Regions from separate parts of the Homo sapiens genome. Here region 1 is linked to region 2. The links are chromatin loops, found by intact Hi-C in ENCODE. Cell type or tissue: PC-9. All regions are shown on one strand. Links, peaks and the distances in the headings refer to the core of each region. The heading gives the core; the rest is flanking DNA. Region 1 holds the start of PURPL (p53 upregulated regulator of p53 levels). Region 2 has its middle 200 kb from the start of CDH9.

What was found. A loop is a pair of places that touch in the nucleus more often than their neighbours do. Peaks named below come from ENCODE experiments on the same cell type or tissue, not always from the same donor. Only the 100,000 strongest peaks of a DNase experiment are listed, where the experiment ranks them.
Region 1: a loop joins it to region 2, with 4 times the contacts of the local background. A loop is called at or near these places in 2 of 110 quality-filtered maps.

Annotation. Positions count from the first base shown.
Region 1 is chr5:27,469,801-27,475,193 of GRCh38, reverse strand. PURPL (p53 upregulated regulator of p53 levels) reads right to left here and starts at 2,902. Exons shown (of 5, transcript NR_038848.1): 1 at 2,675-2,902. RefSeq lists a silencer at 2,430-2,637 and enhancers at 2,842-3,131, 2,692-3,211, 2,218-3,417. In PC-9, for the core only: no CTCF peak of the experiment used is centred there; no DNase peak of the experiment used is centred there.
Region 2 is chr5:27,238,845-27,244,237 of GRCh38, reverse strand. No RefSeq gene overlaps it. Among named protein-coding and RNA genes, the nearest start is that of CDH9, 200 kb to the right of the region's middle. In PC-9, for the core only: no CTCF peak of the experiment used is centred there; a DNase peak (open chromatin) is centred at 2,207; H3K27ac peaks cover 966 bases.

The sequences.
Region 1 (5,393 bases), core at 279-5,278, 230 kb before region 2:
TTTTTCCTTTATTCCAATGTCACAATCTCCAAAGTTATCAGAAGCCTGCATTTGAGAACACCTGTCAAAGTTCCATAGCTGATTATAAACATCATGTGAAGAGGATAGGATCAAAACAAGACAACAATGGTTTGTGAGTAACAAAATGTCCAGGGTAGTTGCAGTCAGAAACATGATTGACAAATAAATTTGGTTATCTCCATGGTTTACAATAATTTAACATAATAGCTATAATTATGATTGATAGTATATGCTCAAACATTAGAATTTTTTAAATCCCATAAAAGTTTGGAACTATACATTAGTATTATTATTAGTACTATTAGTATTATTCACAAAAATACAACCGAAAAAGGATTGAACACCGTTTTGTCAATCCCATGTACCTAAAACATACCAGATAATCCATTTACCTTACTTTTTTTGATGCTGCAGGTGTCCTCTGTAGCATCCAAAAGTCTGGTATCAAGAAAGACAATTTTGAAACTGAAGTTTGATTTTGGGAAGGCTGTTAAGTATGTTAGGGATTTAAAATACTTGATGTTATGAAATAGGATTCCAGATTACCATGTTATTTACTTTGCTAAAATGATGACTCAGAAATTCTAAAAGCAAAAATCTGTTATAACACTTTACAAATTTTGCTGAAGAGTAGCTTACTGCTTTAAGAGTGCCTTGTTATGCTTTTATTTCAATGCTGAATTTACAGAAAAACCATATAATATTCTTTGAATTTAGTCAATATGTTCACACATGGGATTTCCTTTGCAAGGTTAATTTTTGCAATCCTTCCACAACTTGTTTGAACTTTTACTGTTATCTTATTTAATTCAAAACAATCTTTTAACCTTAGGCAGAATTTTACATTTCTATGCCTTCTTATAATCTTTTACTAAAAACATATTTTACTGTTCTCACATAACTCAAATGTAAATATATTTTTAGTGGTCTCAATTACATGTTATAATGGTAACTCCTAGCAATTTTTACCTTTAAAGTAAAACCTGGTAAGTTGTTTTAATTATGTGCTAGGGGCAGCCAAGGTTTGACTCCTTCCAGCACAACTAAGGGCGTGGTTAGTAACATATGTCTCCGGGCCTTACCAGTTGTGAAGCCAGCAAATTGAATCATTCTCAAAAAGCATTTTATAGCCTTAAAACATTTAGCAAACCTAGTATCTGACGTGCATAATTTAGTCCACCTATTTAAATTTTGATGACATATGCATTTCACCAAATAATCTTTAAGGCTGTTTTTATTTCTCAAAGATTAAAGTCATGAGAACTAAAAGCTACCACAGCTTTTATCTTTCCATTAAAAAATATTTGATCCAAGTGCTTATTTTTCTTTAGGCCAATTAATTAGAGCTGTTTTTATAAACATCACAAATACAACACATATATAACTACACAGCCAGGCAGAAGAAAACTCAGCAGCCACAAGGTTTTTCATTTGCCAGTCTCCTAATAGGATTATTGTCCTCCAGGCGGATCCCTTTAAGAGACAGGGCTAGGAAAACATGCTGCTTCTAGGGCGTAATAAACAGGCATAATTGGGAAGCAAAAACAGATTTTGAGAGGGATCTATCTGCTTTTAATTCCTGGGGTTCCATGAGGAAAACAGATTTCTTCCCAAAAAGGGGTCAGTGGTGCCTTCTGTTTTTCTCAAGGAGTCCCATGCACCCCAGAGTTACCTTAGAGCCTCACGTGCATGCATCAAGAGTGGCAAGACAAAATGGAGAAAAAGAATTCGGCCAACTGAGAAAAAACCCTTTTTCCAGCAAAACAAAATCCAAGGGGGAAAAAAATTAAATAAATAAAGGCCTTTCAAATATGCCTATAACTTGGATATACACTTTTAATTAAGCTGTGTGCTCTTTAAGAAAATTGTTTTAAATCCCTTGTTATCTGGTTTTAGTTATGCCGAGCAGCCAATATTTCTGGCTTTCAAACTTTACTAAAGGCTCAGGGAAAGAAAAATCCAAGGCTGTTGAGGGGAAAAGAATCAACAAATTGCAAAGGTCATCCAGATATCAAATCAGAAGGAGTTTATTCCTTAAGCCAGGATTGAACCCAGCTGCCACTGTAAAATGGTGGAGGCTAAACGAAACATTGCCATGAGGTTACAGGTCACACTTGAAAGACGTAAAACTAGATGGAGACCTGCGGCAAAGTTGCTACTGACCATACAGAAAGCCATGCAAAGCACACTAGATTGGCTACAGATTAAAATCAACCTCATGAATCATTTTTAATAATTAAAACTTTACAGAGAATATAAACAGTGATCCTTATAATTCCTGGCCTAGTAAAATGTCTTCTAAAAGGAAAAAAAAAAAACAAAACTCTCACTTAAAAGTTAACTGCTGGCAGGGTAGAGAAAGGCAGAAAAGTTTAAAGTGCAGAGTTGGAAAGATGCCTGCAGGAAGAAAATCTTATTCTTATGGAAATGGGTTCCTCCAGCAGGGCGAGGAACTTAAGAGGGGAGCAGGGAGCCTCTGGTTCACCTGTCTATCCCTTAAAAACAGGAAAAGGCTGATATTCCCGACCGCTGGAAGAGACAGGAGTGGAGGGGAGGGAGGTACAATTTCCCCTACTCTCAGAAAAAGTCCGACGACACAAAGGCTTAGAAGGTAAAGGAAAAAAAGGGGCGTTTTTGTTCGCATCTTACTCACCATTTCTCAAGCCCCGTGTTTGGGTGCCAAAATGTTGCAGAATTGTGCTCCTTAGTTCAGCTAATACCTGGGTTCTTTTCACACGACCAGGAATATTTAGGCACACGGGCACATTGAAGGGTCAGTAGAGCAGGGCTCTATTGGGCAAAAAGGAAAACAAACAAAAAACTATTTGCAAAGCAAGAGGGGTTCCTGCTACATAGCACCACCTCACACATTGATTCCCAGGTCACCACAAGAGCTCAAGAGGGCAGGCTCCTCCCCTTTGCAAGGCATGAATTCCTCATGGCTCCACCCACTTGCCCCAGTGAGCATGTCAGGCTCCAGTCCACTGTGGGCATGCCCAGACAAGCCCTGGGCAGGTTCCCTCATCTGCACAAAAGCATCTAATGTAAACACTTGTGAAGAAGGCCAGAAATTCTCTAGGGACCCCTTTTTATCTGCCTAGGCATTTTGCTCCCACTTACACTATTTGGAATTTGCTGAGCTTCTTTCATTCGTAAATGTATGTCATTGACTGTACTGCAGATTTTGAAAGTCTTTGGGTATTTAGAAGTATGCCCCAATTTTAACTTTGGGTACCGAAATTACAAATACGTTAGACCTTTTAATATTGTCCTTCACGTTTTGAGGTTTCCTTATTTTTCTGTTTCAAAGTATCTCTTTAGTCTCATTCATTGTTCTGTGTTCTTTATATTGGGGAATGGCTATTGATCTATTAATTTGTACCATTTTCTTTATATTCAAAGTTGATTCCTTGTAGGCAATAAGAAGTTAGATCTGGCTTTTTGGACATACTATTTTATGTTCAACATATTTTCCTACTATTATTCTTTTTTTGCTGTTGAACTTAATAAATGTTTAATTTCAGATATTTTATTTTTCATTTAAAAAATTTCCATTTGCTTCCTTTGTAACATTCCTTTGTCTCTGCTAATATTTACTGAATGTCCATTACTTGTTTTTGTTTTTGCTTTTTTCCTAGCCAAATTGACAGCAGAGTGTCTAGCAAGACTTGTAGTCACCTATGCTTTTCCACTCTGTGAATGGGAAAAAATATCCCAAGGAAAAAAAAAATAATGCAAATCACTTTAATAACAGTTGCTTTTTCAAATTTTGGCATCTCTTAAAAAAAACTAACTTGTTTATTTTCAGAGTTTTCAATTAGGGTATTTTTAATTTACTTTTTTTACTCTAAAAAATGTATCCAAAGTTCCCCGTCTCTACTTAGAAAAACTACAAAAATTAGCCAGGCGCGGTGGCAAGCGCCTGTAATCCCAGCTACTCAGGAGGCTGAGGCAGGAGAATCACTTGAACCCAGGCAGCAGAGGTTGAAGTGAGCCGAGATCTTGCCACTGCACTCCAACCTGGGCGACAGAGTGAGACACCGTCTCAAAAAAAAAAAAAGTATTCAAAGTTTATAGTTACAATTAGTAGGATGGATGGACTATGGGGAGCTTTCACTGCCAAAGATGAACCAGAATTTCAGGGTTGTATTTTTGCTTTTGTTTTTATTTTTTGAGATTAACTTTAAAATAACTTTATTAAGTCTGCTTTCTGATATTCCACTTACTATAAAAAAGAATTTTATCCAAACAATAAATTAATTTTAATAGACAGGTTTAGAATATTTGTTATTTAGTGTTCATATAAAGAAAACAAATATAGATTTTATTTAGTCTTCTTGTCCTATTATACACATATAAATATATAATTAAAATAAAGCTCTTTAATTTTGTTCCATTTGATCGTGTATTTGTCTTATAGAACCCTTTCTATTTATTGTTTTCTTCCTTCCATTTTGTTGCAATAATGAAACATTGTTATCTATCATTTACTCTCTAAGTACTTTGCTGGTATAAGGACAGGTTATAAACTTTGTATAAATACTTATACTTAACTGATTTCTTAAACTTTAATTTTTTTCGAAGACATAGAATTATGTCATTTAAATTATTTTGTATCAGGCTTTCCAATTTTTTACAACTTAGTTGCTTTTATTTAATTTCATGATCAAGTTAATAAAAATTGAGACATTTCATACAATTTTATCTTTACATATTATACTGGGCTTTGTAGCATCCATTGAAATAATTAATGACATTATCTTAACATTTTTGGAGGTAATATTAATACAATAGATTTCTCCTCATTGATGCACTGTCTCACATGAAGAGAGAATGCTCTATCTCTATTACTGATGCTTCCTCACTGTAACACTTTGTTACCTATCCACTCCTAATTTCATTCTATTCATGATGTGTAGATGAGTTAATGTTAATTGATAAGTTGAGGAAGACAAATTCTTTATAAAGAATACAACTCTCTGTTTTATTTTTCTTTGGAACTAAGAGATTCTCAAAGGCCATATGCACTGCTGTTTCCTCTGGCCCATAGTAAAACAGCTTATTCCTGGGGAAGAATCTGTTTAGACAGAACACCCTTGAACAATTCTGGAATCTAGCATTATAAGCTCCCTTCCCCACAAGAAAGCACTAATCATGTAGAATCTGGTTTAACTTTACTGGTTTCTTATCCAGTTTCTCATTTGATTAAGAACTTGGGCATACAAGAGTGGTGTTATTTATCAACCCCCTTGGTACACCAGCATTTTATTGCTCTTAATTTAATTGAGTATACTATCAATCAACTGAGTTTTACTTAATCATATATGAGATATTCTGATATTTTTAGTAATTGTCAACAAATTTTATTGTGT
Region 2 (5,393 bases), core at 82-5,081:
TCACAGAGAGTTCCTTTGATTTCATAGTTTTTGATTGGAGCTCATGATTACTCCTTTTTCATTTAATTTCATTCATAGTCATTGACTAGTTCAGTTTTGACTAAGACCTTAGATTCTGTTTTTGACTAATTTTCACTCCACCACTTTTTAATTGAAATTTTCCTTCATCAAAATTCCCAAAATGCAACCCCCACTACCTTATATTTTGTTACTTCATTATCTGTTATAAAACAGAAGGGTCCAATTATACATTCAATATGCTATCTGAGTCTCGCAGAAAATTCACATTTTTATTTATATTGCATAAAAATCATGAGTCTGGTTTATGCCTTGTGATTGTCAGCCGAGGAATGGAATCAGAAGCTTATAAACTGTTGTAAGCTAATATATGAATTCACATTCACAATCTAAAGACAGATCCTTTTTTCTGTTTCTCAGAAAGAATGTTTCCCCTCTACACATTCTCACACATACTTTAGTTTTTTAACTTGCTGAGATGATAGTTTTACACATTCTGTTCTCTAGACAATCTCTAACCACCCTCACTAGCAACTAAAACATTTCTGAAAAAAGGGAGGAGTTAGCTGGAATCACATGCATTACCACTGCCAGTTCAGAACTCCTCAAAACTATCAATGTCCCCCCAAACGGAGGAAATCTGAGAAATGGTCACAGCCAAAAGGAGCCTACATGGTCACTAAATGTAATGTCGTATTCTCCATGAGATTATGGAACAGAAAAGGGACATTTAAGTCTTGTGTCCTCCACTCCATTTGTTAAAATAAAAATTTTAACTTAAAATAGTTTTTGATTTACAGAAAAAGCTGTAAAGATAGTTGAAAGAATTCTCACGTACCCTTCGCCTATTTTACTTTACTAGTAACATCTCATTCTAGTATCCTACACTTGCCAAAATGAATAGACTAATACTGATATATTGTTGTTAACTAAAGTTTAAACGTTATGCAGAGTTGTTTTGTTTTGCTTTCACCTAATGTTCTTTTCCTGTTGCAGGATTCCATATAAGATATTACATTATATTTACCAGTCATGTTTGCTTATACTCCTCTTGGTTGTGACAATTTCTTGGGCTTTATTTTTTAATGACTTTGACAGTTTTGAACAGTGCTGGTCAGGTATTATGTACAATGCCTTCAACTGGAATTATCTAGGATTTTTCTCATGACTATATTGGGGAATGGATTTTAGGGAGAGGACCACAGAGGTAAAACGTCACTCTTATCACATCAGATCAAGGGTACATATTTTCAATATGTCTTATCTCTATTCATATTAATCTTGATCTCCTGGATGAGGTAGTGTTTTTCAGATTTTGTCATTACAATTTACTCTTTCTCCCCCATTTTATAGTATACTTTTTGTATAGAAGAAAGTCAATACAGGCAACAACTTAAGAAATGGAAAGTTATACCCCACCGCTTTGAGGGCAGAATATCTCTATAAATTATTTGATTTTTTTACATAAGATATTTATCTATTATTCCTTTCTTCATTCATTTTTCCCTTTTTTTAAACTTTTATTTTAGATTCAAGAGTACATATGCCGATTTGTTACCTGGGCATATAGCATAATGCTGAGGTTTAGGGTACAAATTATTCCATCTACCCTGAGCGTAGACTTCAACAGTTCATTTTTCAACACTTACTTCCTCCCTGCCTATCCTCTCTAGTAGCATCCAGTGTCTATTATTGCCATCTTTATGTCCATGAGTACTCAGTGTTTAGTTTCCACTTACAAGTGAGAACATGTGGTATTTGGTTTTCTCTTCCTATGTAAATTAGATTGAGATAATGGCCTCCAGCTGCATTCATGTTGCAGCAGAGGACATGATTTCATTCTTTTTTATGGCTACTAGTATTCCATGGTGTATATGTACCACATTTTCTTTATGCAGACCGCTGTTGATGGGCACCTATGTTGATTCCATGTCTTTGCTATTATGAATAGTGCTGCAATGAACATGCCAGTGCAAGTGTCTTACTGGTAGAATGATTTGTTTCCTTTTGGATATATACCCAGTAATGGGATTGCTAGGTCAAACGGTAGTTCTGTTTTAAGTTCTTTGAGACTTCTCCAAATTGCTTTCCACAGTGACTGAAGTAATTTACATTCCTACCAACAGTGTATAAGCATTTCTTTTTCTCCAGAGCCTCACTAGCATCTGTTATTTTGCAACTTCTTAATAATAGTCATTATGACTCATGTGAGATGGTATCTCATGGTGGTTTCGACTTGCATTTCTCAGATGATTAGTGAGGTTAAGTATTTTTTCTTCTGTTGCAATTACTTTTAAGGACTTGGTCGTAAATTATTTCTCAAGGCCAGTGTCCAGAATAGTGTTTCCTAGGTTTTTATCTAGGATTCTTATAGTTAGAGGTCTTACATTTAAATCTTTAATCCTTCTTAATTTTTTACATGGTGAAAGGTTAAGTGTTCAGTTTTATTCCACTGCATATGGCTTGCCAGCTATCCCAGCACCATTGAATAGGAAGTCCTTTCCCCATTGCTTATTTTTGTTGACTTTTTTGAAGATTAGATGGCTGTAGGTGGGCAGCTTTATTTCTGGGTTCTCTATTCTGATCCATTGGACAATGCGTCTGTTTTTGTATCAGTGTCGTGCTATTTTGGTTACTGTAGCCTTCTAATAGTGTTTAAATTCAGGTAAGGTGATGCTTCCAGCTTTCTTATTTTTGCTTAGGATTGCTTTGGCTATTCAGGCTCATTTTTGGTTCCATAAGGATTTTAGAATAATGTTTTTTTTTCTAGTTCTGTGAAAAATGACACTGGTAGTTTGATAGTAAAAGCACCGAATATGTAGATTGCTTTGTACAGTTTGACTATTTTAAAAATATCAGTTCTTCCAATCCACGAGTATGGAATGTTTTTGCATTTGTTTGTGTCATTTATGGTTTATTTTAGCAACATTTTGTAGTTCTTTTTGTAGAGATCTTTGACCTCTTTGTTTACATGTATTCCTAGGTGTTTGTGTGTGTGTGTGTGTGTTTGTGACTATTGTAAGTAGGACTGAATTCTAGATTTGGCTCTCAGCTTCAACGTTATTGATATATAGAAATGCTACTTATTTTTGTATATTGATTTTACATCTTGAGACTTTACTGAAGTCATTTATCAGTTCTGAGAGCATCTTCACGGAGTCCTTAGGGTTTTCTAGGTATATAATCATATCATCCATGAAGAGAGACATTCTTCTCATCTGCACACAGGAAATACTACAAGGTCAACCACATTCTCAGACACAAAGCAAATCTCAATGAATTAAAAAAAATTGAAATCATATCAACCATACTCAGAGACTACAATGAAATAAAAATAGAAATCAATACCAAGAAGATTTCTCAAAACCACACAATTAAATGGAAATTAAACAAGTTGCTCCTGAATGTCTTTTGGGTAAACAATGAAATTAAGGAAGAAACAAAAAACATTTTTTTTTAATAAATGGAAACAGAGATGCAACAGATCACAATCTCTGGGATGCAGCAAAAACAATCTTAAGAGGAATGTTTATAGCACCAAATGCCTATATCAAATAGTTAGAAAGATTTCAAATTAAAGATGTAACGTCACACCTAGAGGAACTAGAAAACAAGAACAAACTAACTCCAAAGCTAGCAGAATAAAATGAATAACTAAAATTAGAGTTGAACTGAACAAAATCAAGACCCCAAAATCCATACAAAGAATCAACAAAACCAAAAGCTTTTTCTTTGAGAGGATAAACAAGATCAATTGACCATTAGTTTGATTAACAAAAAAAAGACATAGTCCAAATAAACACAATTAGAAACAACAAAGATGACATTAAAACTGATCCCACAGAAATACAAAAGATCCTCAGAGACTATTCCAAACACCTGTATATACACAAAAGAAAATCTAGAAGAAATGGATAAATGTCTGGAAACATATAATCTCCCAAGATTGAGTCAGGAAGAATTTGAAACATTGAACACTCCAATATCAAGTTCCAAAGTTGAATCGGTAATAAAAAAAATACAACCCCGAAAAGCCCCAGACTGAATAGATTCACAGCTGAATTCCACCACACATACAAGGAAAAGATGGTACCAATTCCACTGGAACTATTCCAAAATATCAAGGAGACAGGAACACTCTCTAACTTATTCTGTGAATCCAGCAGCACCCTGATACCAAAAGCTGGCAAAGACACAACAAAAAAAGAAAACTACAGGCCAATATCCCTGATGAACATAGACACAAAAATCTTCAAAAAGATACTAGCAAACTGAATCCAATGGCACATCAAAAAGTTACTTCACCATAATCAGGCAGACTTCATTCCTGGGATGCAAGGTTGGTTCAACATATGCAGATCAGTAAATATGTTTCTCCACATAAACAGAATTAAAAAGAAAAGTATATGACCATCTTAATAGATCTGGGAAAAGCTTTTATTAAAACCCCAAATCTCTTCATTACAAAAATCCTCAAGAAACTAAGCATCAAAAGAACATACTGCAAAATAATAGGAGCCATCAATGACAAACCCACAATCAATATCACACTGAAAAGGCAAAAGCTGGAAGTATTCCCCTAGAAAACTGGAACAAGACAAGGATGCCCACTCTTACCACTCTTATTCAACACAGTACTGGAAGTTCTAACCAGGCCAATCAGGCAAGAGAAAGAAATAAAAGGCACCCAAATAGGAAAATAAGCCATCATTCTTTTATGTAATTATTTATTTATATGATTATAGACTCCTAACTATTGTTTCACTTGCTTTCAAAACCTATTTTTTAAATATACATGGGGTAATAACTCCTTCTTAGTATACACCATTTAAAAAATCATCCATTGAATCCATTATTTATCATACACTGCTCTTGTTTTTATTACCTAATCATTGATCACACTGTTCTGTATCTTTCTGGTAGCATTTTCTCACCCTAATAACTTTATATATGCTGTTATTTAAAATTGAATGTAGGTCAAACACTTTATTGCCCCTCTCTATAATTTTAAATGTAGCCTTTCAGAGAGGGGCTGACCTAAGTGCAATGCCCTGAATGTTTATGCCCCCCTCAAATCCATGTGTTGAAATCCTAATCCCCAAGGTGATGGTTTTAGGAGGTGGGCTGCTAAGAGGTGTGACTAGTTAATGAAGGCAGACCCCTCATAAATAGGATTATTGTCTTTATAAAACACAATAACCATTTCACCACGGAGAAATTCCTCATCCTTTCCATTATGTGAGGTTATAGCAAAAAGACAGCTGTCTAGGAAATGGACCATTGCTAGACAGTGAATCTGCTGGTGCCTTGATCTTGAGCTTCCCAGCTTCCCAAACTGTGAGAGACAAATTTTTGTTGTTAATTGGCCACCCAGT